Regions from separate parts of the Homo sapiens genome. Here regions 2, 3 and 4 are each linked to region 1. The links are chromatin loops, found by intact Hi-C in ENCODE. Cell type or tissue: PC-3. All regions are shown on one strand. Region 1 has its middle 34 kb from the start of MACIR. Region 2 has its middle 38 kb from the start of SLCO6A1. Region 3 has its middle 80 kb from the start of GIN1. Region 4 has its middle 67 kb from the start of LINC02115.

Region 1 (8,000 bases):
GGCCCACTTACCCTCCTTTAACCTTAGTTGCCTCATTGGTAAAACTGGGAATAGCATCTGCTTTTCATGCTTTGCCAGGTGTGTGTGTGTGTGTGTTTGTGTGTGTGTGAGATAAGCAACAATAAGATAATATATGAGAGAGTGCTTGGCAAATTGCAAAGCACATCAGAAAAGTAAAATAATATTTTTCCTCAATACTGCAGAACAGGTGAAAGGATACCACTTAGGCTAATTCAAGGAAGAAAGTGAAAGGCCATTTATGAAATTTCAGCCTTAGCTGCTGTTAGCATTTATTTGCTCCAACAATACAAGCTGACCATCAGTAAAAATTGCCACTATGAAAGCAACTCAAGGGTAGCAGTTTACAATAGGCTAGGTGCCCCTTCCTCAGGAACAAAGTTACATCAGTTACAGCAAGGTGAAATTTCAAGGTTTAGGGATGAGAGTAGAGTGCAAACTGTAGGATTAAATCCAAGTTCACTATAATTTAGTAGTTTACAAGTAGTTTAGTTGTTTTCAGACTTTCTGTCTGACTGCTGGGTTTTCAAATTTTCTTACCAAAGGAATTCAGTTTTTGGAAAGAGAAATAATTTGGCAAATGTGCGTGAGGGAGTTGTGGTGCTGGGCGGGTGGGCATGTATATTTAGGCACTCATGCAAGCAAGAACTAAATGTTTAGAGGCAAACTGAATTGTTCAAAATTGTTTTTGACTTTTTATCACAAGCAGTTACTCAAGGAAGATTCATGGAGCCAAGAATACAATCTACTACCAATATGAAATACTTATCTAAAAGACTTGACTGAAATGTGCTGTAATAAGAGATTCTTGGATTTTTTCTGTTCCATTCTGGTGGGGAGGAGGGGAGCAGAATCTGCCAAATTAATATGCATCTATATGAGGGATTATATTTGAGGTTGTCCAAATGTCCTAGTGCTTTTGTTGCACTAAAGAAGATGTAAATGACCCTTATCCATTTCTACCCATTCTGCTCAGCTCTTGATATTCCTTTACTATATAGTTCTGAAATAAAGAATTTGGATCAATAAAAATAGGTTAATAAATGAATAGAAAAGAGGGAGAAAACAGAAAGAGAATTGATTTGTCAGAAAATTACCATAGAAAATAATTATTCCTCTCTCCACTTGCAAGATAATTTATTTTCAAATATATTTAAATACTCTCTAATATATCATTGGTTTGCAAGTGGCCCTTTAAGAAAATATGCCTCTATATGGGATATTGGCCAAGTGATTAAGTGATGATGTTGAGAAGTCCCTTAATCATAAAGCAGGTTTTTCAAATGATCTTTCTGCAGCAGAATACCCCAGTGCTGTGCTGCTTACTGAGAAGGAAAGTAGACTTAACTTGTTCAGTTTTCTTATAAACCATTGTTTATGGTTAAACTGACTTGAGAAATAAATGTGCATCTAACACATTTTTTGATAGTGGATTGCACTATATGTCTCAGATAAAAGTTTAGAAATGTTTCTTACTTTTATGGCATTTATAGTGTACCATGTCCTTTAACTTAGAACTAAAGAACAAAGGCATACATTTTCTGTTATTTCAAGACTACTTTCTGGCTCTAATTTTTGCTAAACTCACATCTGAAATACTGCTTGCCCACAGGTAGTGTTGGTAGCACCCAGGCCTTTTGAATGGTTGATAATAAGCTGTTCTTTTAGAAAGTTATTAATGTAGGTCCTCTTGGTGTTAGTAGCAATTACTGGGGAAAAAAAAGTTGAGTGATCGGTGGAATCAAGGAATAAGCCTAGATTTAACAAAGTTAAAAGGCTTCATTAATGCAGGAGTCGTTGCAGCCTTGAAAAATGATGTCTGTGATTCTTTTAATGGCAAATTTAATGGGCAATATTTCCCTCCACCAACAACTTGACCATGAAATCCTTTTTTCATGAAGGTATCTCTTGGGAAAGAAAGTTAATTTAGAAATTGATATTAGCATGAACATTAGGAAAGCCTTTAAAATAGGTTGACTCTGCATTAGAATCAGACATGGTTCCAATCTGGGCTCTGCTGCTTATTAACTATGTGCCTGGACACGTTGCAAACACCCTTCTGAGCCTCAATTTCCTCAGCTGTAAAATGAGAACAGGAATACTTCAGATTATGTTTTGAAGATTAGAAGAAACTGAGAAATGGCCATGTAAATTGCAAGGTATTTTAAAGATATAAACTATTAAGAAAATAATTAGTATAGCATTAAAAGTTGATCTAAGAATGTTTGCCCTACTCATTTTTTTAAATGTGCTTTGACATTAGATTAATGATCTGTAGTAATCATGTTTCCTGATGTTGTAAAGGTGAGTTGTTCTATTTGAAACCTTTCAAATACAGAAATATTAATTTTAGGAGAAATAACTAAAACATAATAAGGCAAATGTCTCTCCCCTGCCCCTCCCAGTCTGTGACACACTTTCCTCTTTTGCCCCCTCTGGCCCTCAGGCTCCTGCACAGACTGCGTGCAGCCCCCTCCCAGCCCTGCAATCCCTGAGCTGGAGTTGCCCCTTGGTTGGGTCCAAGTCACAGGGGTGGGGGGCCTACGGGCCAGGAGGAAGCCACACTGGCCTGCGGCCTGCGTGGAGGAGGTGGAGGTACCCAACATGGCTGGTGGAGCATGAGCGCCCCAGATGGCAGATTGGAGGCTTTCAGCGGGCTTCCTCCGCTTGGAATTAGCAACATAGTGCATAAAGGTCAACTCTGTGAGCTTTAATTGAGGAAGGGAAGCAGCAGTTCACTAGAATAGCAAAGGATACCCCAGACTCTGTGGAGAAGGTGGGCAAGCAGCCCCCACGTCGGCGTTCTGCTGATAATGTGTGAAGCCCTAGTATGTGAGAGGAACAGCCAGTCTCCCCTTGCGTTTCGCCTTTCCGCTAGTGATCTGTGCAGCCCAGGCCAAGGGAGAGCACCCTGTTTCTGCCAAGCCCGGGAGCTAGTTTGGGGAGAGGCTGAGATACCGAGAGGGAAAGACACTGGGAAAAGCTGCAGGCATTTTTCCAGACCTGGGACTGAGAGGACACTTTTTTTGTTTTGTTTTGTTTGAGACGGAGTTTTGCTCCTGTTGTCCAGGCTGGAGTGCAATCGCGCGGTCTCAGCTCACTGCAACCTCCGCTTCCCGGGTTCAAGCGATTCGCTCGCCTCAGCCTTCCCAGTAGCTGCGATTACAGGCGCCCGCCACCATGCCCAGCTAATTATTGTATTTTTAGTAGAGATGTGGTTTCACCATTTTGGCCAGGCTGGTCTCAAACTCCTAAGCTTAGGTGATCCACCTGCCTTGGCCTCCGAAAGTGCTGGGATTACAGGCTTGAGCCATCGCCCCCGGCCGAGGATACTTTTTTAAATCTGGGCTCATACAAAGTCGGTCGTTGTTTGGTAACCTGGCAATGGTAGCCACGGCAGGCATTTTAGTCTTGGGCCAGAGATTGGAGCATTTGCTTTGGAGCGAGGGAAAGGTCCCCACAGCCGGAAATGGGCAGTGAGTTTGGAGAGTGCCTAGCAGTGGGTGCTGAAACTAAGCTCTCTCTCATCCCAAGACTGGAATGGGAGGAGAATTGCAGAAGCCTACTGCGTTTCTCCTGAGCAGCATGACTTGCAGCCAGGGACAGCTTTGCGACCTGAAGCAGGTCTGTGTGGGTCACTGATGGGTGCCTCAGACTGCTTCCTTGGTCAGTTGAGGGAGAGTGCTTCACCAGCTGCAAGGAGTAGGAGGGAGGTGGACCCCACTCACCTGGAGATCTAACCCTCCGTGTGAACTGCCACTAAGCGAAGGGGGAGTGCAGCCCGCCAAAGTCCCTTTGGGGTCAAAGGAACTATGAGTGCTGTGACAGCCACCAAAGGGCACAACACCAAAGCCTGGGAACAGACTTGGAGATGGGGGTCATCTCTCACTTCCAGACAGCCTCCCCAGTGTACTTTCGTGGACATAGCAGCGCCTCTTCCTGCTGGGTCCCAGGGAGTGTAGGGTGAAAGAGGTGCCTCTCAGGCTTTTCCAGGGGCTCCACCCCCGATGAAGACAAACGGTATGGGGAAGAGGTGGGAGGGCACTCGTGCTTTTCTGTTGCCTCCACCCCTGCTGAAGGCGTGCATAAGCAGAGTTAAGAGCCTCCTGCCAGCTCATCTCTTACTCTTAAGCACCATCTACTGGACTGCAGCCTGAATTACACCACCAAATAAGAATACATTGCTACACCAAGCAAGTCTGAAAAACCCATCATATGAAGCTATCTGCAACCAAGGAACTCTACAGAGCCCTGTTCCCATAACAGCATCCAGAAACAAAGCTAATCGATCTGTTAAAACAGAGTTAATACGGCCGGAGAAGGACTCCATACTTCTGTAGTTTAGACCTTGTGGATGAACTGTAATCTAACTTAATAGGTAGACAAGATTGACAACCTAACTTAGCAGTATGCACCTGTAACAATAGCTGAGTCTTGGCCAATCCCAGCAGTCATACTTCAACCACTCATACACTGCCAAGTGTTTAAACTGTGTTAGAATAAGGCAAACGCCAATCAGTCCAGCTATTTCTGTAACTCACGCCCAATTTCTGTATGTCACTTTCCTTTTCTTGTCTATAAATTTGTTCTGCCCATGAGGCATCCCTGGAGTCTCACTGAATCTGCTGTGTTTCTGGAGGCTGCCGAATTTGTGAATAGGTTTTTGTTTGTTTGTTTGTTTGTTTTTTCTTGCTCAGTTAAACGCTGCTAAATTTAATTTGTCTGAAGTTTTAACAGATCATACACAACATCCACCACAGTCATAACCTCAAGGCAAAAAAGGAATAAAATATCAAAAAACTCCATCTAAATTATAAACAATTCAGAAAAAGAAGTGTCAGCTCCCTCAGATGGGAAGGAACCAGCATAAGAACTCCAGAAGTACAAAAAGCCAGAGTGTTTCATCACCTTCAAAGATCACACTAGCTCCCTAGCAATGGATCCTAACATTAAATGTCTGAAATGACAGATAAATAATTCAGAATATTGATGACAAAAAAACTAAAAGAGATACAAGAGAAAGTTGAAATTCAACACAAGGAGAACAGAAAAAAGATGCAGGATTTGGAAGATAAAATAGCTGTATTAAGAAATAACCAAACAGAACTTCTGTAATTGAAAAATTTACTACATGATTTTTCAAAATACAGTTTGAACCCTTAACAACAGACTAGACCAAGCAGAAGAATTTCAGAGCTCAAAGACTGCTCTTTCAAATCAACTCAGACAAAAATAAAGAAAACAGAATTTAAAACAAAGCCTTCAAGAAATATGGGATTATGTAAAGTGGTAAAATCTATGACTTATTGGGATTCCTGTGAGCGAAGAAGAGAAAGTAAGCAACCTAGAAAACACATTTGAGGATATAATTCATGAAAATGTGCCCAGTCTTGCTAGACAGGTCAAGATGCAGACACAGGAAATCCAGAGAACTCCATGAACTACTATACAAAATGACTGTCTCCAAGGTACATAGTTATCAGACTATCCAAGGTCAATGCAAAAGAAAAAGTCTTAAAGTCAGCTAGAGAAAAGGACTATATCAGGCTATGATAGGAAACCCATCAGACTAACAGTGCACTTCTATGATGGAAACCCATCAGACTAACAGAAGACTTCTCAGCAGAAACCTTACAAGGCTGAAGAGATTGGGGGCCCATTTTTATCATTCTTAAAGAAAATAAATGCCAGGCAAGAATTTCATATCCCACCAAACTAAGCTTCGTAAGCGAAGGAGAAATAAACTCTTTTCCAGACAAGCAATTGCTAAGGGAATTGGCCACCACCAGACCAGCCCTACAAGAGATGCTTAAGGGAGTACTAAACATAAAAACAAAAGAACAATACACTACCACAAAAGCATGTATAAACACATAGCCCATGGATCCTATAAAGCAACTACACAATTGATACTACAAAGCAAGTAGCTAACAACACTATGACAAGAACAAATCCCCACGTATCAGTATTAACCTTGAATGTAAACAGCCTAAATGCTCCACTGAAAAGAAATAGAGTGGCAAATTGGATTAAAAAAACAAGACCCAGCCAGACACAGTGGCTCATGCCTGTAATCCCAGGAATTTGGGAGGCCAAGGCAGGAGGATTGACTGAGCTCAGGAGATTGAAATCACCATGGGCAACATAGCAAGACCCTGTCTCTATTTTAAAAAAGAAAAGAAAACAAAAACAAACAAACAAACAAAAAGACCCATCATTCTGTTGCTTTCAAAAGACACATATCACCATAGTACATGTAATAACACACATAGGCTCAAAGTAAAGGGGTGGCGAAAGATCTGTTATGCAGATGGAAAAAAAGATCAGGGGTCACTATTCTTGTATCAGATAAAACAGACTTTTTAAATCAACAACAGTAGAAAAAGGACTAGGGCATTACATAATGAAGAAGGGTTCAATTCAACAAGATTTATCCTATACACACCCAAGATTGGAGCACTCAGATTTCTAAAACTATTATTTCTAGACCTAGGAAAAGAATTAAACGGCCACATAATAATAGTGGGGGACTTCAACACCTCACTGACAGTGTTAGATAGATCATCAAGGCAGAAAACTAACAAATTCTGAACTTAAATTCAACAGTTGACTAATTGAACCTAATAGACATCTACAGAATACTCCACCCACCAACAACAGAACATACTTTTTTCTCATGTGCACATAGAAAATACTCTAAGATTGACCACATGCTTTGTCACAAAGCAAATCTCAGTAAATTCAAAAAAGATTGAAATCATACCAAGCATTTCAGACTACAGCATAGTAAAAATGAAAATCAACACCAAGAGAAACTCTCAAAACATGGAAACTAAACAACTTGCTCCTGAATGACTTCTGGGTAAATATAAAAATAAGGCATACATAAACACTTTTTGAAACAAATGAAAATAGACATACAACATACCAAAACCTGAGATATAGCAAAAGCAGTGTTAAGAGGAAAGTGTATAGCACTAAAAACCTACATCAAGAAGATAGAAAGATCTCAAATTAACAATCTCACATTGTACTTATAGGAACTGGAAAATCAAGTAGAAACAAATCCCAAAGCCAGTAGAAGAAATAACTAAAATCAGAGCAGAACTAAATGAAATTGAGTCCTTCAAAGAAACATACAAAGGATCAACAAAATGAAAAGTTTGTACTTTGAAAGGATAAATAAGGTTGATAGATTCCTAGCTAGATTAACAAAGAAAAACAGAGAGATCCAAATAAGCACAATAAGGAATAACTAAGGTGATATGACAACTGATCCTACAGAAATACAAAAGATCCTCAGAGACTATTACTGACACATCTATGTGCACAAACTAGAAAATCTAAAGGAAATGGATAAATTCTTAGAAACACATATCCAAGATTGAATCAGGATGAAATCAAAACCCTAGACAGATCAATAACGAGTTCCAAAATCGAATCAGTAATAAAAAATATACCAACCAAAAAGTTCTGGAACCCCAGATGGATTCCTAATCAATTTTTACCATATGTATAAACAAGAGCGAGTACCAATCCTACTAAAACTATTCTGAAAAACTGGGGAGGAGAGATTCCTCTCTGACTCATTCCATGAAACCAGTGTCATCCTGATACCAAAATCTGGCAAAGGACACAATGCAAAACGAAAACTACATACCAATATGTCTCATGAACTTAGATGCAAAAATCCTTAACAAAACATGAGCAAACTGAATCCAGCAGCATATCAAAAAGTTAATTCACCACAATCAAGTAGGCTTTATTTCTGGGATGCAGGGTTGGTCCAATATACACAAATCAATAAGCGTGATTCAACACATAAACAGAATGTTAAAACAAAAACTATATGATCACCCCAATAGATACAGAAAAGCATTCAATAAAATTTAACATCCCTTCATTATGAAAACCCTTAAAATACTAGGCATTGAAGGAACATACCTCAAAATAACAAGAGCCATCTGTGACAAACACACAGC
Region 2 (8,000 bases), 690 kb before region 1:
AACCATCTGATCTTTGACAAACCTGACAAAAACAAGAAATGGGGAAAGGATTCCCTAAAACCATAAAAGCCCTAGAAGAAAACCTAGGCAATATCAATCAGGACATAGGCATGGGCAAGGACTTCATGTCTAAAACACCAAAAGCAATGGCAACAAAAGCCAAAATTGACAAATGGGATCTAATTAAACTCAAGAGCTTCTGCACAGCAAAAGAAACTACCATCAGAGTGAACAGGCAACCTACAGAATGGGAGAAAACTTCTGCAATCTACTCATCTGACAAAGGGCTAATACCTGGAATCTACAAAGAACCCAAGAAAATTTACAAGAAAAAAACAAACAACCCCATCAACAAGTGGGCGAAGGGCAAAGGATATGAACAGACACTTCTCAAAAGAAGACATTTATGCAGCCAAAAGACACATGAAAAAATGCTCAACATCACTGGCCATCAGAGAAGTGCAAATCAAAACCACGATGAAATACCATCTCACACCAGTTAGAATGGCAATCATTAAAAAGTCAGGAAACAACAGGTGCTGGAGAGGATGTGGAGAAATAGGAACACTTTTACAGTGTTGGTGGGACTGTAAACTAGTTCAACCATTGTGGAAGTCAATGTGGCGATTCCTCAGGGATCTAGAACTAGAAATACCATTTGACCCAGCCATCCCATTACTGGGTATATACCCAAAGGATTATAAATCATGCTGCTATAAAGACACATGCACACATATGTTTATTGTGGCACTATTCACAATAGCAAAGACTTGGAACCAACCAAAATGTCCAACAATGATAGACTGGATTAAGAAAATGTGGCACATATACACCATGGAATACTATGCCGCCATAAAAAACGATGAGTTCATGTCCTTTGTAGGGACATGGATGAAGCTGGAAACCATCATTCTCAGCAAACTATGGCAAGGACAAAAAACCAAACACCGCATGTTCTCACTCATAGGTGGGAATTGAACAATGAGGACATTTGGACACAGGAAGGGGAACATCACACACTGGGGCCTGTTGTGGGGTGGGGAGAGGGGGGAGGGATAGCATTAGGAGATATACCTAATGTAAATGACGAGTTAATGGGTGCAGCACCCCAACACGGCACATGTAACAAACCTGCAAGTTGTGCACATGTACCCTAAAACTTAAAGTGTAATAATAAAAAAAAGAGTTCCATAAAGAAAAAAAATAAAAATAAAATAAAACAAAAGATCAGGTTGCCAGAGGTTTGGGCAGGAGGAAGGAGGAATGAAGAGAAGGATTTGTAAGGCAGTGAAACTACTCTGTATGATCCTGTAATGGTGGCTACAAGTCATTATGCATGTGTCCAAACCCGCAGACTGTACACCTAGAGTGAAGCCTGTGGGAACTTTTGTTTAATGGATACAGAGTTTCAATCTGGGAAATGGATCCTGGTGATGATTGCACAACAGTGCAAATGTACTGAATGCCACTGAATGGTACAATTAAAAATGGTTAAAATGGCAAAAATTTATGTTATGTATATTTTACCATGATTAAAAGAAGAGCAAGAAATCGGTAAACTATGGGCTTTAAGTAATAATTATGTCACAATATTGGCTCATCCATTGTAGCAAATGTATAACACCAATGGGAGCTGTTAACAAGAGAAGTGGCGGGTGGTTAGTGGGTATCTGGGAACTCAGTACTTTCTGCTCAATTTTTATGTAAACCTAAAATTGCCCCAAATATAAAGTCTATTATGTTTGTTTGTTTGTTTGAGACGGAGTCTCACGCTCTGTCCCCCAGGCTGGAGTGCAGTGGCACAATCTCGGTTCAGGGCAAGCTCCGCCTCTCGGGTTCACGCCATTTTCTTGCCTCAGCTTCTCAAGTAGCTGGGACTACAGGCGCCCGCCACCACGCCCGGCTAATTTTTTGTATTTTTAGTAGAGACGGGGTTTCACGATGTTAACCAGGATACTCCCGATCTCCTGACCTCGTGATCCGCCCGCCTCGGCCTCCCAATATATATATTTTTAAAGTCTTTCATATAATTTTGCAAAGAAAAAGTTTATCCCTCTTCTAAATTGAAGTAGGCTTTCCTATAATTGCACATATCTGAAAAGAGACACAAATTTCATGTAAAATGAATGAAATTTTATCAGGAAATTAACTTTGAAAATTAATGTATGTACACCGCTGTATGTAGAATGAGGTTTTACCTTTTGTGCTTTTAAAAATTTGCTGCTTTTACTTTTATATAATGTTATTGTCAGTCCCAGAATATATATGAACTCCTAGAAGATAGAAACCATGCTTTATTTATCTTTCTTTGCATCTGCTGGACCTAGTATTGTGTCTGCCATATATTCAATACTGAATTAAAGTCGAAGGATAAATAAATAGATGTCATGAATGATCTCAAGTCAAAGAGCTGCATAATCATCTCTTTATATATTCATTTTACATATTAATTCTACTACTAACATACAAAATGAAAAAAAGAGATAATTTGAAATTATAAGGGTTTCTTGCTTTCTCAGTACTCTATTTCAACATATCATTTTACCTTTAAGAAAATACATTTTTCACTAGTTAGTGTCTTAGATTCACAAGAGGTTATATAGCACCTGATCCAACTTCAGACAGGAACTGGAGCAGTGGTTGCCATGGACTGGGAGTGAAGAGAAGGAATGAAATGCAAAGAGGCATACATAAACCTTTTGAGATTAAAGTATTCCATGTCTTGTTTGTTGCCATGATTACACATTATGCACATTTGTCAAAAGTCATTGACTGTACCACTAAAAAGGCTGTCTTTTACTGTTCAAACCTTTGTCTAATTGGTTTTGGATTTTTGTTTCCTCAATATTGAATATTTTAATGTTCAATTAACCTGACATGCCAAAAATCGCCTGAGAGAAAGGCAATTTTCTCCTACTACTTTTCTCCTACTCTAGCTTCATGTTATTTTCTGTTTTTGTTTTATACATTTAATTAGATTTTGTTTTATGCATTTGATTATTCTTTGGGATTTTCTTACCTTGAGAGCATAAACTACTATTGAGAAATATGATTCAAAATAAAATAAGAATGTTCAGACAAAAAGTAGGGTAAAAATTGACATGAAATTCCTCCAATTCAAATGTAAATGTAAATTTTATAAACATTTATCTTCATATATACACTAGGTGGAGCCATTTGCTTAAGCTAGTTGTAGGAAAATTGACAGTGTATGTTTAATTTTGTAAGAACCTCCAAACTTGTTTTCCAAAGTAGCTGTCCCATTTTGCATTCCCATCAGCAACATATAAAAGTTCAATTGCTTCATATCCTTATTGTCACTTGGCCACCCATTTATTTTAGTCACTCTAATAGCTGTATAGTAGTATCTCATTATAAATTTAATTTAGATTTCCTTAATGAGTAATAATGTCAAGTATCTTTTCACATGCTTATTTGCTTGCTTTATATCTTCTTTGCTGAAATGTTTATTCAAATCTTTCACCCAATGTTTATTGGTTTGTTTGTTTGTTTTAATGCCTTGCAATTCTTTGCTGAAAACTGGAAATTTCAGATAATATATTGTAGAAACTCCAAGTTCTGGTTTCCCACTTCCCAGGCTTGTCATTTTCATTTATTTGTTTATTTGTTAGAGACTGGCTAGATTATTTTAGTGAAGTCTATTCCCTATGCCCACTCCCCCGCCCTTCAACACACACACAAAGTGTTAAGTCTCTGTTGATGCTTCTCAGTGAAGCACAGATATGCCTACAGTTACCCTATGATGTGACATAATGACAGTGGTATTTGTAGGGTTTTTCTTCCTTTCTTTCCCTAACCATACTCATTAATGTTAAACTCCATTAATTGCCAGCTGGTTGTTCTATTACTTTCAACAATGTCCTAAGGCAGAAATTTCCCTGCAAATTAATTCAACCAAACTGTGGCTTTTAGGAAAAAAATAGATTTTGAGGTCAGTGTTTGATATTTGTCCTGACCTATGAGGACTCCTCCCAATGGTCTCATTCTCTGATTCTCTCCTACAAACCTGCTAGCCTACAGTCTAAGATGCATTGTCATTAAATCCAAGAATCTCCTCCCAAATGCCTTTCACCACAATCTCCACTATTATTGAGAGTATTCTTAAGCTTGAACTTCTCCACGCTGTGTTGCAGTGAAGTCAATTCCTTTGAGATGAGATTAGAAACTGTTTTATGGCCTGATTCTTCTCCCAGGTGAACTTGCTGAGCTGGACTCAGGAACTGGGTGTGGGAACAATGGAAAGCTTTTCTCTGCATGACCACCCTACTCTAGGGGCTGTGCATTCAGTGATGGGAGGGGAGGAAACAGCCAGAGATCCTCTCAGCTTGCCTGTCCTGTCACGGAACCACTGCCTCATGAACCTATGGGAAGTGCATTCAGGACCCCAGTATTTTCAGTACTCCATCTCTCATTAGCAATCACCTGAAATTTAGCCTCAGCAACGGATAGCTAGGGCAGAATGAGAAGTGTGGAAGACCTCCAGGGACTGAAGCTGCAGCAGCCTCATGTTCTTGACTACAGCAGTTTGGAGTAGAGTCTCTACCTTGTTGAACTGGTAAGGCAGAACGAAAAGGCAGACTTGGTTCAAATATCACAGACTCTCACCTTTCATACCAATCTTTCATAGATTTTCTTGAATAGATGTTTTTGAATTTGCGGTTTGTACTTAGGGCCATTTCCAGAAGCTTTGAATGGTTGTTTTAAAATACTTTTCACCAGTTCCACTGAGGAATGAGTCAGGGGATCTACTGACAATGTCATGGCACAGATTGATTGACTCAAACTGTTTGTTCTTTTTCTATGTCTGTGGTTCAATTAACATTTCTATGTCTGTGGTTCAATTAACATCAGTCTATGCTGATGTTGAGCATAGACTATGTGCCAGTACCCAGTGCCATAGGTATAATATCCCTGCTCTTGAAGAGCAAATGATCTAGTGAAAGATACAAATAAATAATTACAACTCTAAATGATAAAAGCTGGAATTGAAAAGTATATAAAGTACAATGGAAGCCCAAAGGAGTATTTGACAGCTTTGAGGATGGAGGTGGAAACAACATGGAAGATCCCATGAAAAGTATTAGAATCAAAGGATAACCTGGGTAAGCTTCAGCTCTGCTAGACCCACTGTCCTTTAAAACCGTTTTAAATAAAAACAGTTAATGTAATTGTAATATCAGATAACAATATTGTTATAGACAATTGAATTTTTTAATCTTTATGAAATAAAAGCATCTGAGACTTTATCTATAATATGTAATCCAAGGATATCACATTAAGCAAATACAATTTCAAGTCAGGGTCCCCAGCTTTCCCACTTCTGCTAATTCCAGTTGTACCCTTGAGCCCTTTTTATATAGAAATCTAAAGTCTCCAAAATTTGTGGAAGAGAGGGTACAGTTCTGTATTATCATGGTAGCCTCTAAGAACAAAGGAATAGGTGGCAGGTTCACTTACTTTCTAACATAGCACTGTTAAATTAGTTTATCCATGGACAGTCTCTGTTCTTATTTCTCTGTTCCCATAAATATATCCCCTATTCCAGAATCAGCTACAAAACATAAAATACATCTCAAAAAGAAAGAAAAAAACCCACAAGGTTTGGCAAAAGAAAGAAGAAAAATAAAACTGAGTCCTCTGTCTTGCCTCATCGCCTGGACTGGTATGTGAGTTTCTTATTCTGATGTAGGTGGAAAGGCCCATTGGCTTAGCCTAATTCATAAACAGCCTCCATTGGGCTGGACCAGTGTTGAGCAAAAACATTCAAAATATCATGACTTTGGCTAAAGAGCTTGGAGCAATTGAGATGGTGTCTGGAAAGTCATAAGAGCTGGTGCATGCCTGGGATGCAGCATATAACCTGCTTTTTACCTATGAAATGGAGCTTATTCATTCTACCTTTAAAGGGTCTTACATACCTGCAATATTCTACTTGAACAAACTATGTGTACATCTATGACCAGTGGTTTTATTATTATGACTATGACTCCTCCAGCTTAGTACAGCTATCCTGTTCTTTCTTTTGTTACTTTGGCCAAAGTATAGTCATGGACATTAACAACCTCTATCTGATAGTGATAGTTAATTTTATGTGTTAACTTTGCTGGGCTAAGGGATGTCCAGATAGCTGGTAAAACATTATTTCCGGGTGTGTCTGTGAGGGTGTTTCTGAACGAGGTTAGCATTTGAATATGGACACTGAACAAATAAGATTGCCCTTACCAGGGTGAGTGGGCATGATCTAATCTGTTGAGGGCCTGAATAGAACAAAAAAGGCAGAAGAAGGGCGAATTTGCTCTCTCTGCCTTGTGCTGGGATATCCATCTTCTCCTGTCCTCAGACATCTGTGTTCCTTGTTCTCAGGTCTTTGGACTCAAGCCAGGACTGACACCACCATCAACCCCTTCTCTGCTACACAGGACTTCTGACTCAGACTAAATTACATTGTCAGCTTTCCTGTTTCTCCAGCTTCAATATGGCATGTTATAGGATACCTCAGCCTCCATAATTATGTAAGCCAATTCCTATAATAAATCTCCTTATATAAATATACATGTATATATATGTGGGTGTATATATATGTCAATATATTAGTCAGGGTTCTCCAGAGCAACAGAGCTAATAGGATATATGGATACCTATTTTTTCATACATGAAAATATGTATTTTATTTCAAAATATGTATCCATATATCCTATTGGCTCTATTGCTCTGAAGAACCCTGACTAATACACTGACACAGACAATATTATAAATACGATTGCATTCAGACACTTGATCTTTGACTCAGGCATCTCGAGTGGTAATAATGACATATTATCACCATGAGGATTAATGATGGATTTTCTTCACCATGTACACGTTTGAATATAGGCTGACTGGAAATGAGTCAGAATGATGGAGGAGAATGAAGTTGTAGAGTTTCCATAGCATATTAGATTTTTTTTCCTTATTGAGATATCATCATAGATCATAATTCGCTTGAGATTAAGTGACTGACTCTATATAGTCTTGTCAGAAAGAACTGAACAAATGTCAGCCTCTCTTCTAGTGAAGTCTCTCTTTGTCTCATAGGACTTGCAATAATGCTATTGTTGTAGTATCTTTTTTGAATTATGTCAGAGTCACTGAAATCTCTTGGCACCAGGTTCTGAAAAAGACATGTTGAACAGTGAGAAATGGAGGAGCGGTGTGATTAATTGTCAAGAGAGAGAAGCACAGAAGCATAACTCTTCTTCCTGACAGATGCTCCAGCTGATTACATACAGTCAAGTAACAGAGTTGTTACAGATATTTGGCCAACTGTTTTAGGTACCATCTGCTCATTTTCCCCCAGAAGAGTAACCCCTTTTCAAAGGTTAAAGGGAAAGTTAAAAAGCCTGTTTAGACACTTCACAAATTTTCACCAATTTCCAGAATTGTGAGTCACTTAAATGAAATGCAAAGAAAAATTAACATCATAAGGGCAAGGGCCATCAGATTTGAGCTGGACAGAAAAAAAAAAGATTACAAAGCAAATAAATACAGCTTGTCATTATTTCTTTTGTACTTTCTTTCTGCAGACTGAGTCAACCAGAATCCATATCATAAGCTGGACATTTATGTTACCCATAGGAATTCCTGTTATGCATCCTCTTATGTTTGAATGAAATAGATAAGGCAAGTTTGGGAAAGGGGTGGTGGATAAGAAAAGAAGTATTTGCAGAGAATCCATAGGTGTATCCAAAAGAAAACTCAGCAGAGAAGGCACCACTGTTTTTTCTTCAAAACTGTAATTACCTAGTCAGTTCTCCTTGCCCACTGCACAGATAAAACCAGTTCACTGAGACAGCAAGATTGCAGTAAAGAGATTTTAATAATCCCAGGGTTAGCCAAATGAAAGGATGGGACTAATTACACAAATCAGCCTCCCTGAATACTTTGAGACTAGGGTTTTTCAAGGACAGTTGGTAGGCAGGGGACTAGGGAATGAGGAACTC
Region 3 (8,000 bases), 180 kb before region 1:
CACCCATATATTCCTCACTTAAATTTATAGTGCTTAACATTTTGCCATATTTTCATTCTCTCTCTCATAGATACACACACATATGTGTACATACACACTAGTTTGTTTACTTTCGCTGAACCATTTGAAAATAAGTTGCATTATGTGCAATTTTTGTATTCAGATTATACCTTAAAGCTAGAAAAAAACTGTTTAAATAAAGACAACAGGAGGAACTTGGGGTGGAAGCTGCATACATCATAACCTTCACCCTAAATACTTCCATATGTATTGCCCAAGAACTAGGACATTCTCCTACATAACCACGAAACCATTACTACACTCAGTAAACTTAACACATTCTTTATTATCAACCAATATGTAGCTCATATGGAAACCCTCAATGTCCCCATAAAGTCCTTTGGAGCTTTTGATTTTTGATCCAGGATCCAATTAAGATTCATACAATGCATCTGCTTATATCTCTTTTGTCTCCTTTGACCTAAAGTAATTCTGTATCATTTTTTCCTTCCAAAACATGGACATTTTTGAAGAGTCCAAGTCAGTTGTCTAGCACAATGTCTCCCTGTCTAGATTCATACGGCTGTTGCCTCATAATTGTGACATTTCCTACTTTCCACTGCTTCATATTGGAGGCACATAATGTCGTTTTCCCCCCATTATTGATGATACCAAATGTGGTCACTTCAGTAAGATTGTGTCCACTAAATCTCTTCATTGTACATGTTCCACTTCCACTTTGTCTTTAGAAAGTAATCTGAGAGAAAACACTCTGAGACCATATGAGTATCGTGTTCCCTAACGACATTTTACCCAATAGTTTTAGGTATTCAACCATTTTCTGAATCCATAATTTTGAGGGAGTTCTCAAATAATGATTTTCTAACTCCATCATTTCATCTTTACTTAATTGCTGGCATTCTTCTGTAAATGACTGAGACTCTTACTCTCCCACCCTAAGAGAATTTGGCAGCATTCATTCAGGTGCATAAAACAATTTCCTCATTTTATTTGTAAGCAATATGACATGCACCCAAAATTCACGGTATAAATATGGTCGAATATCTTGTTTTCCTACTTAATTACTCAAGTCCTTACCTCGCTTATTGGCAGAAAGTCAATTATCACCTTTCATTGGTTGGCTTCCCCATCTTTTCCCTCCTCTGGAATTGTTAAAAACAACAACAACAAAAACCAAGAAAACAAAGACAAAACCTATGTCCCTTCAAAAGGCATGGATAGAATCAGCAGTAGATTTCCAGATGCAACAAGGGCATATTCAAGTGTAAGGCAACCATGCTGCAATTGCTTCTTGCTGCCTCATGATGTCACTGATGAAGATTGTTATCTATTAATATACCAGTCCTAAAAAAACATGCTCCCCTGCTAGCTGCCGTAATTCAGACCGCCCTCCCTGAGTGCTGTACGTGCTTTCTAAGGGCCGATCTTTTTAGTGCTAGGTTCTTTTAGTTCACACACAGGCTCAGGAGTCCTGGGTCAGGGCTGATTCTCATATCTGTGCTTCATGGACACAAAACCACCACCTGCTTTTCCTTCATATAATCCATACTAGGGGTCAGGAGCTTCTGCTCTTAAACCTCAAAACCCAGAGTTACATCAGTCCTCCTTTACTAGAGATGGGCTGGCCATTTTTGTTCTGTATCCCTTTCCCAAAGATACTCTAGTGAGTCTCAAGTACTCAACCCTACCTAGCCAGAGGCACTTCCTTCCATGATTCAAAGGTGATTTCTGACACCTGTTTGTCATTTAGCAAACACTGCTGAAAGTTTCACAAACAAAAACTAAGTTCTTAGGATACAGTGTTAAAGGGCAATAACCTACCTGTATTGAGATTTATATTCTAATGGCTTTTTTTTTTTTGTAAAGAAGAACAAAACTAAAATGTAGTCCCTGGCTGGGCATCTCAGTCATACATTAATAGATTTTTTTTTTTTTTTAATGAGGCTCAAAGAAAAGAATTAACTAATCTAGTTACACTAATCCCAATGCCTCTTTAGGTTAATTTAGTTTCTGGCACTTTGAATTTTCAGAGTTTATTTTCTCTTGTACTGTATTTCCCAGAAGTCATAGAATTCTTAGAAATCTTCTGGAGTTCTAAATTTCTAGAGTCTTGTTCTGAGACCTGTTTGGCCTCCATTTGAAAGAAAGAGATCCCTCCTTAAAAACAAAACCACAATTCTCACATCTGTGATAAAATATGGTACCCAGGTAACCCAACACCAGCATGGCACATGTATACATATGTAACTAACCTGCACATTGTGCACATGTACCCTAAAACTTAAAGTATAATAATAATAAATAAATAAATAAATAAATAAATAAATAAATGAAAAAATAAATAAATAAATTGAAAGGTGAAGGATTCATTCAACAGGCATTAATTAAGTTTATCTGCAAAATACAAAGATGAAAAAAGCACAGATCCCTTAAATGTCTGTAATCTAGTAAGGTAGCTAAAATAGCATATAACTAATTAGATTTTAAGGCATAAGAAGAAAACAAGTAAAATGCTATCAAATTGTTATTGAAGAGCAGAAAGGCTTCATAAAAAAGATAGTATTTGAGGCCGGGCGCGGTGGCTCACGCCTGTAATCCCAGCACTTTGGGAGGCCGAGGCGGGCGGATCACGAGGTCAGGAGATCGAGACCATCCCGGCTAAAACGGTGAAACCCCGTCTCTACTAAAAATACAAAAAAAAAAAAAAATTAGCCAGGCGTAGTGGCGGGCGCCTGTAGTCCCAGCTACTTGGGAGGCTGAGGCAGGAGAATGGCGTGAACCCGGGAGGCGGAGCTTGCAGGGAGGCGGAGCTTGCAGTGAGCCGAGATCCCGCCACTGCACTCCAGCCTGGGCGACAGAGCGAGACTCCGTCTCAAAAAAAAAAAAAAAAAAAAAAAAAAAAAAAAAGATAGTATTTGAGTAAGCAGAGGAGGTTTATCGGAAAATGCTTGTTATAGTAGGGGATTAACAACAGGGCTATATTCCATAACACTCAGGCTAGTTTAGGGGAGCAGTAGTGGATGGGCTGGAAAGCCAGGCTGATAAAACTAGAAATATTTCAAAACCATGAGAAGGAATTGGAATGTAACTGCATTTTACATACTTGTTTTTTTCATACATGTTAATATGCTGAGAGCTGTTAGTAAAAGTAAAAAAGTGTTTTCTTTACTGAACAGAACAAAGAAAAGAACAAATTATACTTGAAATAAAATCTCAAGTTAGTCTGAATTCCTAGGAAATGGAGTATTGTTCTATATAAATACTGGATAAAAGCTCTTTATCAGACATATGATTTGCAAATATGTTTTCTTAGTATGTGGACTACCTTTTCATTCTCTCAGCCTTGTCTTTCAAAGGGAAGTTTTTAATTTTATATTTAATTTTAATCTCTCTCTCTCTCTCTCTTTGTGTGCTTGTGTGTGTGTCTGTCTCTCTCTATGTCTTTATCTGTATCTCCAGCCCACAGCTCTGTTTTCCTCAGTGTTGGCTTTATTCTCTAGAATGTTCTTTCTATGTGATATAAAAATGTCTCTAGTTGATATCTATAAAAATTTAAAGAGAGAGACTCCCCTATGCACCCCAAATCTGTATCAATCCCCAAAAGGATTCAGAAACACAAGAACACTAGTATTTTCTTTCTCAGAAATGACAACAGATATGCAATAACTTACCCATTAGTCCTTGCAGCTCACTATTTCAAGAGAGGAAACTTTTCCTTGAAGCCTCTAAGACAGTTTCGGTCACATGCATTGTGTGGCCATTTCTGAGCTAATCCATAGCAAAGAATGGCCCATGGCTCTACCCATGGAGAAGTGCTAGCCACTTAAACAAAATTTGGGTAGGAAAAAAGAAAACGGTTGCTGAGTAGGTAACAGACAATCCACTACAGACCGGCCACAGTTCATGTTTAGAAAATAACATTTGTTTATTGATGGATATCTGCTAAGCTCCCTGACCTCAAGTATCTCACAATCTAAAGGGAAAATAAAGCATAAATTCACTTCATTAAGTTCAGTGATGGATGTAAAGTCAGATATTTGACAAAGTTCAGAATGAGGAATCACAGAAGGTGTATGTTAATGTTCAAGAAAACAGAAAAAATTTTAAACAAAAGTTGTAGGTAGAAGTTGGTAGTGGAGAACTTTCTTTGCATAGTTCTTTAGTAGTAAATTAGCTTTTTAAATCACCCTAGTACCTATCTAAAAATCAAATATTGTATAATTTTCTTATTATGTCATTGATGCTCTTCCAGTAAGAATTTAATTCCAGAGTAATAAGAATCCAATAAAAGTTTCAAAAAACAAAGATTCTAAGTGAGAAGTGAAAGTATGTCCTGAAAAAAGGCTGCATAGTATTGCATTGGTCTCAAAGTTACTGGGCTGAAAAGAGCCTGAATTCCAGATCACAGTGTATAAAATATTTTAGTGTCACTTTCATATTGTATATGTAAATACTTAGATGTTTTATGATGTTATTTTCTCAAAATACCTAGTATATACTTTTCATTATTTAGATAGATTAGAATAGATATGTGGATTATAAATACATAAATAAATAGATAATCAATTGACAATTGATTAATAAACAGACTGACAGTCATAGAAAGAAGGAGTGGAAGAGTCGGTGAGGGAAGGAAAGATGAGGGAGATATCCACATACATAGATTTTTCATAAAGAGTTCTTCAGGGTAGTTATTACCATTGCAGTGAATGACTGACATCTGGTGGTAAACTTAATAAAACATTTGTGTGGATTTGCGCATTCAAAAATAGGTGTTATTTAGTGGATGATGGCCGTCTTCAAGTAGAATAATTTAAAATACTGCCAGTCTTTCAGTTTTTATGTCTACATTATGCCAAGCATCCAAATATTTTAAAATATCTGCAACTCAGGTGTCACACAGATGCTGACAGTATCTGTATTCTCTTCACCAAAAGAGTCACTATTAACACACCAAAAAGAAAATAATTAAAGTGTGCTGGGTTTGCGTATTAAAAATAGGAGGAATATTTTTAAAACCCAGTGACTGTCAAAAAGGTTAAATGGTGATCTATTACTGTATAGTCTTCTGTCTAATTAGCTTCCTGGCTAAATTTATGTTGACCTAAGTTGGTTGCATTATCTCTTGATTAAACTAATAAACCAGTCATCTAGGCAATGAATATTCATTCACAGCCTACCCTGTGATGAGCTCTATGTAACGTACAGAATTATAAGTAAAACATGGTTCTTGCCCTTAAAAAAATTACAGCCTTATTGAAAAGAAATGACTAGCAAATAAGAAACGAGTAGAGAACCATTTATAACAGTATACATTATACAGTACAGAGAGTAATTAATTTGAACAGAAAAATGAAAATTACGATGATTGGAATTGTTAGGTGATATGGTTTGGATCTGTGTCCCCATCTAAATCTCATGTCAAATTATAATCCCCAATGCTGAAGGTGGGGCCTCGTGGGAGGTGATTGGATCATGGGAGCGGTTCCTTCATGAATGGTTTAGCACCATCCCCTTGGTGCTGTTCTTGTGATAGAGTTCTTGTGATATCTGCTTGTTAAAAAGTATGCAGCACCTCACCACCCCTCAACTCTCTCTCTTGCTCCTCCTCCCACCATGTAAGATTCCTGCTCCGCCTTTGCCTTCTGCCATAAGTAAAAGCTTCCTGAGGTCTCCCCAACAGCAGAAGCCACTGTGCTTCCTGTACAGCCTGCAGAACTGTGAGCCAAGTAAACCTCTTTTCTTTCTAAATTACCCAGTCTTGGGTATTACTTTATATCAATGCAAGAACACACTAATATATCAGGTAAGATTTACTGAGGTAGATAGGATTAGAACTGAGCTTCTAAAAACAAGAAAGATATGAAGTGGAATGGTAAAAAAGATACAGTAGAAACTCCAGGTGATGGCGATGAGTAAAGAACAGAGGCATAAATGAACATGAACATAGTAAACCCGTGGAACAGTGTTCTGATAAAGGGAATAGAATATTTTGAGAAATAGTGTTCCACTATTTGGCAGGCCCAGAGTAGAGTAAACTTTGTGATATCAGGTTTTGTTTGTGTTTGTTTGTTCATGTGATAAGAAATAGGGATAGTTACATGTTGTCTTCAAATGGGTAGTGACATAACAAAAATATTAAGGAAGTGAACTGGTAGTGGACAGAAGGCTCCATTGGAAAGGTGACTGAAAATAAACTGGAGTCAGGAAGGCCACTGAATAAAATTTTGAGGTAAAGTAACCTTGGAGGCTGGCAGTGGGAACTGAATAGAAAGAATGGTGTCTTGGTCTGTTTAGCGTCACTGTAACAGAAAATCTGAGACTGTGCAATTTGTAAAGAAAAAAGGTTTATTTAGGTCATGGTTCTTCAGGCTGGAAAGTTCACGGGGATGACCTTGGCTTCTGGTGAGGGCTTTTGTTCCACATCATAATTAAAAAGAATGTTTAGTGATAAAATGTTACTTGATCCTAGGGGCCTAGGTTTTGGCTGTTTTGTTAAAAGAAAACCTTCAGAAAAATTAAATTTAACAGAGTTTAATTGGGAAAAGGATGATTGGCAAATTGGGTAGCCCTCAGAACCAGAATAGGTTCAGAGTGATTCCAGGGCTGCCAAATGGTCTGAATGTTTGCCTTATTTGAACCTGGTTTGAACAGTTAGCTGCCTATGGATGACTGAAGTTCAGCTGCTGTGATTGGCTGGGACTTGGCTACTTGTTACAAGAATAGGTTACAGTTGGTTTATACATCAAGTTAGGTTAGAGTCCACGATGCACAGAGAAACCTTCAGGCAAAATCTAAAATATGCATGAGCAGATTTTGGCCAAACTTAATTTAACAATTCCCCCTTTTGGTCAATCTCTCAATTTTAAGAGTTTGATCAAAATTTTAAGCATTGACATCACTCTCTATCAACATTGTAGATGGACTTATTTGGTCTCAAATTCTACTAGGAAATAGCAGAACAGTAGGTTTTGTAAGGTGGGAACAACGAAACAGAACAATAGAAATACAAGTTGGTTGACATAAAGTTACTTCGGCTTACTTTTTTGTAAGGGTTGGAGCAGAGGCTACTTTCTTATTGTACTGGAATATCCCATTTTCAAGAGAAAAAAAATGATCTGTTTTGGGATCTATCGCTTTCCTTAAATTTCCAGTTTAATTATATGGCACTTAGCATGAGTGACTTCATTTTGGTTTAGTCTGGTCTCTTGGGACTTAGTGCAGGAGCTCAATCCAAAATAATGGCCTGCTATGATTTTGTTTAATAATTTGCCCCTTTTGGTCAGTTTCTCACTAAGGTGAAAGTGTGACCAAAACTTAGGGCATCACCATTACTCTCAGTTACCATCATTTTGGGTTTTCTGTCTCAGCACATCATTAATAGGTGATGGTGTCCTCATGATCATAAATTTTTTGAGTTTTAATTGTTCCAGTCTGACAGACCATTGGATGATCTACATATGGTTACATGCATATATTTAAAACTTAAGAGAATACAGCAGACCAATGAGACTACTATTAAGACTATCAGAAGGATAGCACCAAGAGTTGGGAGTATGTTCCTTAGCCAGGGTCTCCATGAACCAAACCAACTAAAATCAAATAAATCAAAGAATGGGCCAGATGAAGAGTCTACTTGTTTTAACCAAGCAGCCTGTTTGTTAATTCCCTGTGACTGAGTCTATAACATCTAATGTATTCATCCCTGTGTGCAAAAAGAAGTGTCAGCAACTGTACAGATTCCTTTCTGTTTAGCCAGTAGGTAATCTAGAGCAATTCTATTATCTAGCACAATGTTAGCAAGATAAATTTTAAAAGTCTGTTGTGCAATTATAGTCTTTGCTGTAGAATCTGCTACAGAGTCTATATGTGGGATAAATTTTTAATCCTTGCCTCATTTATATTTACTCCAAGCCATAGATTAAAGGGACTTAACAAAGTATGCCCATTCAGAAGGGTATAAGCCTTCCGGTAATATT
Region 4 (8,000 bases), 250 kb after region 1:
TTCTTTATTATTTGGCTTTGGTGTACCTTTCTAGTCTAAGTCTCCATTAGTCTTCTCCACATATCCCATGATACAATCAAACTGGCCCACTTTTGGCTCCCTAATTGGATCCCAACACCCTCCTGTGTAGCCTTTCATCAGGCTTTTGCTTCCATCTGGAATTCTCTTCCCCACATTACATGTGCAGAAATCCTACCCATGTTAAAAGTTTAAGTTCAACAGCCACCCATTATGAGAGCAGAAATTTTGTTTCATTCAACTTGGTTTCTAGAATAACGATTAGCTGTATCCCTTACATATAAAAGATGGTCAATAAGAACATTTTAAATGAACAAGAAGGTTAAACATGGGATCTTGGGGAAATCTCAAGATTAGAAATTGGTGAATTTAAGATGGAATTCAAGGTAGCATATTTCAGCAGCATGTGTGAAAGACTGGAAGGAGTCCTACCATTTAGAAGAATAGGGAGTTAGCCAGTAATGAATTGGAGCTCTTGTATCACTTTATTTGGATATGTTTTTATTTTATTTGGCTTCATTTCTTTATTTTGTTTTTATTCTCAATATCTTCTCAATGATGAAAAGGAGGAGAAGGTGGTGATGCTATAAGAAAGGGGCCCTGCATATTGGTGCCAGCCGATTCCACCATGGTGGTATGAATATCAGCAGTCCTACATGTGCCATGGTGGTTTGCTGCACCTATTGACCCGTCCTCTAAGTTCCCACCCCTCCCCTCACATACATCCATGTAACAAACCTGCATGTTCTGCACATGTATCCCGGAACTTAAAATGCAATAAAATAAAATAAATGAAATCATACAAAGAAAAAGAATATCAGTAGTCAGGTGGGAGGTGTACAGAATATCCTTTACAGTGAGAGTATTTTTTTAAAAGGTTCCTTCCTATATAAACTCAGACTTTTCCTTTCTTAAATGTTGCCTGCCTTTAACTTACACGAGATTCTGGATAGAAATTCTCATGCTAACCAACTCCAGCTTTCCAGTTCCCATAGTACCCATTACAGAACAATGCAATCTCAAGGCTGCTGATGATATCAGATCTGATGAATTCTCTGTTCTCTATAAATTATTCAAAGCAATTTCAGCTTACCAGAAATGAATTTCCCTTTCTATGCAAAAGGCAAGTTTTGGTCATTTTCACCTTAAAATAACCTAATGATACTCAAGAGTAAATAGATGGATACAGAATATTTCTCAAGAAATTTGTCCTGTGAAGGCTAAACTGACCTATATACATATCTCTTTGCCAGATTCAAATGCAACTTGATATCTGTTAGATTAAAGAACTGGGGAGAATTAATATTAAGTTGACCTTGAGCTCTCTCAATTTCTGATGAAAAGTTTCAAGTTGCAAATGTTCCTTCTGTGCTTTCAGAACACATTTTTTCGTAGCTAGATAAGGCATTCCATTTGCAAGCTTTTTAAGATTTCTTGGATAGAATTTTATGCAACTTATTCAGTATTATAATTCCCATGATATAACAAATGCATCTGACCACCACACAAAATGGCAGTGATTACAAAGAGATTCAATGACCACAGCCTAGCTTGCCTTGTCATTGTGTTTGGCCCAAGGAAACAGGAGATAGCAGTCTGTGCCATTATGCAATATTTAGGACAAGGATGACTCAGTTTAAATGGAAACATTATCTTAGTTCTGAGGTAAAAGGGCAGCTCTGCAAGGAAATACCTTTTATGTAAACAAAGATGACAACCTTATCCCAAAGGGAAAAATGCAAATGACATATGTACTTCATGAATAATTTGTCTTAATTGTCCATTCTTGGAATCATACTCCAAGAATTCCTTGTGAAGAACAAAGAGACAAATTTTCATTGATTGATTCTCCCATTGCTGCTTTAGCAGATAATTGACTCAAATAAGGTAATTCCAAGAAAAAAATTTATGTACTAGGGAACCATAAAATAGTTTCCACCCTAATGAAGCCTCTGACATTTTGGTTAAAACACTTAAAGAAGTGTGAATAGTGGTTTAACAGTCTTTGTGCAAACGTTGTCAGGTTTCTGGAACACCTTTTCCAAAGGCTCTGCTGCTATAACTGCTGCTGCTGTTGCTAATGTTAGGCATTATAGCCTACTGGAAAAATCTGTGGAAGAAAGAGATCGTATGCTTTCTTTTCAAATTTTTGAGCATAAAATGTAAATAATCAAGCATTTATCTGACTATAATATATCAGGCAGCTAGATAATCCTGCTGTTCTGTTTGGTTATTGGAGTTGGGTTAGTGGAAGGATTATTTAAAAACCCAATACCTAATTAAGGATGGAAGGTAGGTAAGGAGTCCAGATTTACTCTTACTGTTCTGGGCACAGTTTTCTAAATTGAATACAAAGATACCAATGGATATGAAGAACATACAGATTTTCTCCATCACTCCAAATGCATTGGCCATGTCATTGTTTGCTGCAGAAGTTGAAATGGCATCCTCCCAACCCACAATTTCACCAACAGAACTGCTTCTGCATTGTGTCCCAACAACAGGATGAGGTGAGGGCTCAATGTTCTTGAGATTTAGAGAGAACAAATTACTGCCCACAAAATTACAACATCCATAGAAAAAACAATATTGTATTTTTGAAGGATGGCCAATGTCCTTTTTAAATTCAAATTTAGAAGGAAACATACTCCTTTATATTTATATATTACAGATTAAAAATAGCAAATTACCAAAGACCTATGTCTTTTTTTATAAAGAGCAATATTAAAGATCTCATTAAAAACTCTCTAGTATTTTGCAGGTTTTTTATGATACATTAATCTTTTCTTTTCTCTCAGAGGTGTTTTAGCCTCTTTCTACTTTGAACAATTGACCCTGTGCAAGGAGAAAGACGGCCATGTTGAAGAGCTGATGCACTGATACAAATATGAATTTACAGAGCATCAGTTCTCAACTTGAGTGTGCATGACATTCATGATCTGTGTGTTTATTAAGATCCATATTCCTGAGCCCCACTGCATAAATACCAATTTGGTAGACCCGATGTGATGCCTGGAGTATCTGACAACTGCCTCGGTGGTTCAATTTGAGAAACACTGAGATAGAGAGGTAGGAATAGGCTGGTTATTTTAAGTGCTCTTTCAAGAACTACTTTTATGTACCTACAGTTTGCATTTGGCATCCTCAGTTTGTCCTTAATGGGTCTGTCTGTGTCTTGTGATGTCCGCCTCCCCTTCCAGCACTCCCTGACCTACCAGTGCCACGCTGCTGCACTCAATTGCCCCTTCACCCTAGGGAAAGGGGATATATCTGATGTGGTGCAGAAAGACCCCTCTCCTCTTCCTCACTTGAGCTTTATTTCCTTTGGTATTTTTCTTTATACCAGGTAGCAGCACTTAAGAAGCAGCCTGATAAACTGTCTAATGCTTGGTAGGAATATAATGATTGAAAACAGTTTAATGCTCCCTCTTCAGGTCCTTTGTTTTAGCTGTTTCATTCTCCCAGATCTTTGTTTTACCTTACATCATATCTTCTGAGACAGACTTCCCTGACTATACCTTGAAAATAGCCTCCCAACCTCATCCCACCCTTTCAGCCACTCTCAAATCCAAATATTTACCGGTATCTAAAATTGTCTTCTTTCTTTTCTGTCTTTTCCCATAGTAAAGCATAACTTCATGAGAACTGTAGGCCTTGTCTACCATTTTTGCAGCTCTATTCCTGGCATATAATAAGTTCTCAATAAGCATTTAGTAAGTAAGTAAATGGATATGGATTTCTCCCAGGAATATATTTTAAAAGCAGACATGAAATGATGGCTTTGCTTTTATCCCTGGGAATTTCAGGTACTGGGCAGCCTGGAAAGGGAGCTATTTTTGGATACTAGCCTTCTAATTAACAACCTGAACATACCCTTGGCAAGTGGGATTTGGTTTTAGGGAGGAAAGCAGAAGGTGATGAGAGAAAGTCAGAGAAGCAAAGGGGTGGATTTCTTCCCATTCTAAAATGCGCTTTTTTGAGGGGTGGTGGGGGACTTCTTAATACTTGGAAGATTGCTCCAACAAAGTATTATCCTAAGAAATGTGGTCATCCTATAACAGACAACATTCCCCCCACATACCCTAACACCCTAACACCCTCCTAACCTAGAACTAGCTGCTTAGTGCCATTCCTTTCTTAGGGGAATTTGTCCAAAGTCAGAAGCTGGTGACCAGTATCAACAGGAGGATTTCAGATGAACATCAGCTACCTGGCTTAAGGGCTGTAAATCTATTGTAAATTGCATAATTTTTAGTCCTTGTTTTTCTATTTCGGAAGAGAGGGTCTAAATTATTTTTTATGTCTCTTCCAGCATTAACAGGAATTTTATGATTCAAACGATCCATGGTCTCTGAAAATAATCATGCATGAGTAAGCTGCTCCATCTACTGGGCATCTCTTAAATTACAAATAAGATTCCAATGAGGTATGGGAACTTGGAGATGACCTTAAGATCTCAATTATATTAACCACATGCATATATTGACTTGTTCTCTTCTTTCTAAATGCTGCAAGCATTCTTCTATTAATTGGGCATTTCTCTGCTTTACTCTTGTGATCTCCGCAAATGATGCTCACAAATCCTACTTAATAGTTCACGTATTTGCCTCTCTGTAGTCTTACACCTTTCTCTAGGGTCTGACACAGTTAGGATGTGGGAACAGGTGAGATCTAGAGTAGAATCAGATTGTCAGGGAGAGGTCAAGACCCAAGATGTAAACCTAGGAGCTGAACCTGGGGTGTGGTCTCCAGGAGCAGGTGGTTTGCAGTCAGGCACAAAACTAGGGACACAAGCATTAGGAAGGAAACTCAATGTAGTGGAAAGAAAGAACATCATCTTTTTAGGCAAGCAAACCTGAGTTTGAATCTGTACTACTTGGCTACACAACCACGGGCAGTTTACTGAGAATGGGGTAAAAACGTGTCAAGGGGATGGAATATAGTATCTGAAACTATGTCCCAGGCCCTGTAATCACTGGTTTACATACATTACCTAATTTAATCCTCATAAAAGCCTTATCAGGTATTATATAAACACAATTTTCTATTAAATGTTGGTGGCTCATTGCTTTTTTTATCCCACACATTCTTCCTGGATAATCTGGCCATGCTTGTGATTTCAACAACAACCTATACAACTCCAGCAGACACTTGATTGTTGCAGGTTAGAAAAGATAGTGGAGAATGATAGCATTCGATGGCTTTTTCAAAGATTTTGCATTAGAAAGGGAGGAGAAATATGGAAAGTTACGAGAAACGTGCATTCAAGGTAGCTCCCCCCACCACCCCCTTCCCCAGGATGGCAGAGACAAACATGTTTTTAGGTTGAGAAAAAGTGAGATCAAAGATATAGATAAGTCAAGTCCAGACAAGGTGAGCCCACATCAAGACAGGTCCACTCTCCCACTAAGATGCTTTTGTCTAGCAGACAAGTACTTCAAAGCAGCATTTGACTCTACTGACCACTTCCATCTTCTTGAAACACATTCCTCTTTGGGCTCTGGGAACAAAAGACTCCCTTTCTTTTCCTCTTGCCCAGTTCCTGCTCAGGCTTTATTGCGAGATCATCCTCCCGCGCCAGACTTCTGACAGGCTCTGTCCTCCACCCAAGGGCTTTGTCTTCAGCTCTCTTCTCTTGTAACCGACATTCTTCCTAGGTAACCTCATGGCATATAATACCATCTCTAAATGCAAATGATTAACATAGCTGAATCTCTTTCCAGGTTTCTCCCCGGAGCTCCAACATTCTGTCTCTACCATATAGTCACCTGAATATTTAACAGGCATGGGGCCATTTGGGTTACAATGGGACCATAAGGTGCCATCAGAAATAAACAATATTGTTTCCTTTCACCATCCATTCAAAGTTATTCTTTGGGCCTGTTTCTCTTCTGCCTCTTGGTTTAATTCCAGGGTAAGTCCCAAGAGTTACCCATTTTTCTGGTAATTTTTAGTTAACCAAAAGTTGTAGCATAAAATGATTATTCTAAGGTTTTGGGCTGCAGAGCCAAACTGACCTTCAAAGCTCACACTCTATTCCACTTCTCCACCCTATCTCCATTTACTTTTAGAGCTTTACAGCTTTTAAAAGTGAATTGTTAGCCTCTTGGCAATTTTGGAAGGGAATATCGCTCATTTTTCTTTGATAAAAGGAAATAAAGATTAACAGGCCTTAGCTACAAAAGACATTCAGGATACATGCATAAAATATTTAATCTTATTTCATGCTCCAAATTTTATTCTTTGTTCAAAATGAAGTCTCCTGTCACTATTGTGTGCCATGCCATCCCCTGGACTCCTCACCCAGCATAGCAGAGTAAATATGCTGCGATGATCAGAATTCCTGAAATAGAGACAAGTATTTCAAACATAACACTGTGTTTTTCTTTGAGCATGTGTAAAGCCCAGTGTGTGAAGTGCCTCCTAGTCCCCCCCACACTCCCACATTTGGATTCTTGCATATATACAGATTCATAGAACAGAACACAAACTGGCTTGTTCTGCTACAATGTAGAGGGAATACTTCCTTTTGTTTTTAACCTGGCTGAACATTCAGTCTTATATAAATTCTTTTGCTGGAACCTATGGGCTAGATATATGTGATTTTGGGGATAGATGGCCTACACAGTACATGTTTCCATCATTTATTCCATTATTTATCAGTTTTTTTGTATCTTCAAATTTTCTCTCTACTTGTTACTACCTCCATCAGGCATTCACATTTAAATTGGTACTTCACATCTTAAAAACTATGACAAAAACAACTCTTCCCTCATACTACCTTCCTTTTCAGCTGTCATTGGAGTTCTCCTTTTGGTAATGGCAGACTAGTTAGAGCAACAACTGTATTGCTGAAAAAAATTTAAAAATTTAAGTATGTTTCTCTTCGAATATATCAGAACTGGTAAGAGAGTGAAGACCAATGGGGCTAAAGTCCAGCAAAAGATGAGCCCAACATTGGAGTCACTTCCATCTAAAAAGGCTGAGAAGCTGAGCAGAGCTTTCAACAGATTCATGGAGTCAAGACCTCGTCAGAGAGGTGGTCCTGTTATGTAAGACTGAGTTAAAACCTTGAAGAATAATACTGGAAATTAGGGCAAATTGGAAAAAGACTAACTCTCACAGGGACTGAAGGTTGACTCACAATCATTTCAGCACTGATCACATTAAAATGACCTTGGATTATGAATATTCTTATTTTCCCAACAGAAACAAAATTGCAGAAATGGCAGGTGATAGAAACAGACTATGGGGGATCCAGATAAAGAAACCATTAGACATGGACTTTAACATGGCTATGATTAATACGTTCAAGGAAATAAAATCATTTGAAAATTTCAGCATAAACAGAAAACTATAAAAAAATGGAAACTATAAATGAAAATATAATTATTGAAATTAATGACTGGAGTGAATCTGCTATTAAACTATAGAGTTGGAAGTATGTCAGAAGAATATATGCAGAATAAAGCACAGAGAGACAAAAATAGTATTATTTTGGCTTTCATTGTTCTATTGAGAAGTTAGCTAATGATCTTATTATTACAATGAGAGCCCCCCACCTGCCCCCAAAAAACTGGAAAGACACATTCAAAGTTTTGAATGAAAACAACTACCAAATCTAGACTTCTATATCCAATAAAACAATTCTGAAAGCATTAAGGAGGTATAAAGATATATGCAAGGATAACTGAAAACTAATCACCAGCACACCTCTGACTAAATAGTTTTCTACTGGAAGAAGGAATATAGTCTCAGGTTTAAATCTGAATATGTGGTAACAGGTGAATATCAATAGAAGGTAAATATGTGGGTACATATAAAAGAATGTTGATTGTATACAGGAATTCTAATGTAGGATTTGCAAACTGTACAGAATTCAAATACATAACACAAATACATTACTTAGGACATGGTTAATTAGATGCTATAATGTCCATAAAATAAGTACTAATTTATACTATAAGAAGTCACAGTGGATA

The links. A loop is a pair of places that touch in the nucleus more often than their neighbours do. Peaks named below come from ENCODE experiments on the same cell type or tissue, not always from the same donor. Only the 100,000 strongest peaks of a DNase experiment are listed, where the experiment ranks them.
Region 2: it touches region 1 in a loop (24-fold over the local background); 15 of 110 quality-filtered maps call a loop at or near these places.
Region 3: a loop joins it to region 1, with 5 times the contacts of the local background. A loop is called at or near these places in 8 of 110 quality-filtered maps.
Region 4: a loop joins it to region 1, with 5 times the contacts of the local background. A loop is called at or near these places in 94 of 110 quality-filtered maps.

The regions. Positions count from the first base shown.
Region 1 is chr5:103,220,626-103,228,625 of GRCh38, forward strand. No RefSeq gene overlaps it. Among named protein-coding and RNA genes, the nearest start is that of MACIR, 34 kb to the right of the region's middle. In PC-3, a CTCF peak has its summit at 4,172 (motif pointing left); DNase peaks (open chromatin) are centred at 4,136 and 4,476; H3K4me3 peaks cover 1,137 bases; H3K27ac peaks cover 272 bases.
Region 2 is chr5:102,533,357-102,541,356 of GRCh38, forward strand. No RefSeq gene overlaps it. Among named protein-coding and RNA genes, the nearest start is that of SLCO6A1, 38 kb to the left of the region's middle. In PC-3, CTCF peaks have their summits at 3,173 (motif pointing right) and 3,373; no DNase peak of the experiment used is centred here.
Region 3 is chr5:103,036,531-103,044,530 of GRCh38, forward strand. No RefSeq gene overlaps it. Among named protein-coding and RNA genes, the nearest start is that of GIN1, 80 kb to the right of the region's middle. RefSeq lists a silencer at 4,575-4,869. In PC-3, CTCF peaks have their summits at 1,314 and 4,756 (motif pointing left); DNase peaks (open chromatin) are centred at 1,731 and 4,741.
Region 4 is chr5:103,471,430-103,479,429 of GRCh38, forward strand. It overlaps the pseudogene PDZPH1P. Among named protein-coding and RNA genes, the nearest start is that of LINC02115, 67 kb to the right of the region's middle. In PC-3, CTCF peaks have their summits at 3,438 and 4,417 (motif pointing left); DNase peaks (open chromatin) are centred at 1,642 and 4,402; H3K27ac peaks cover 560 bases.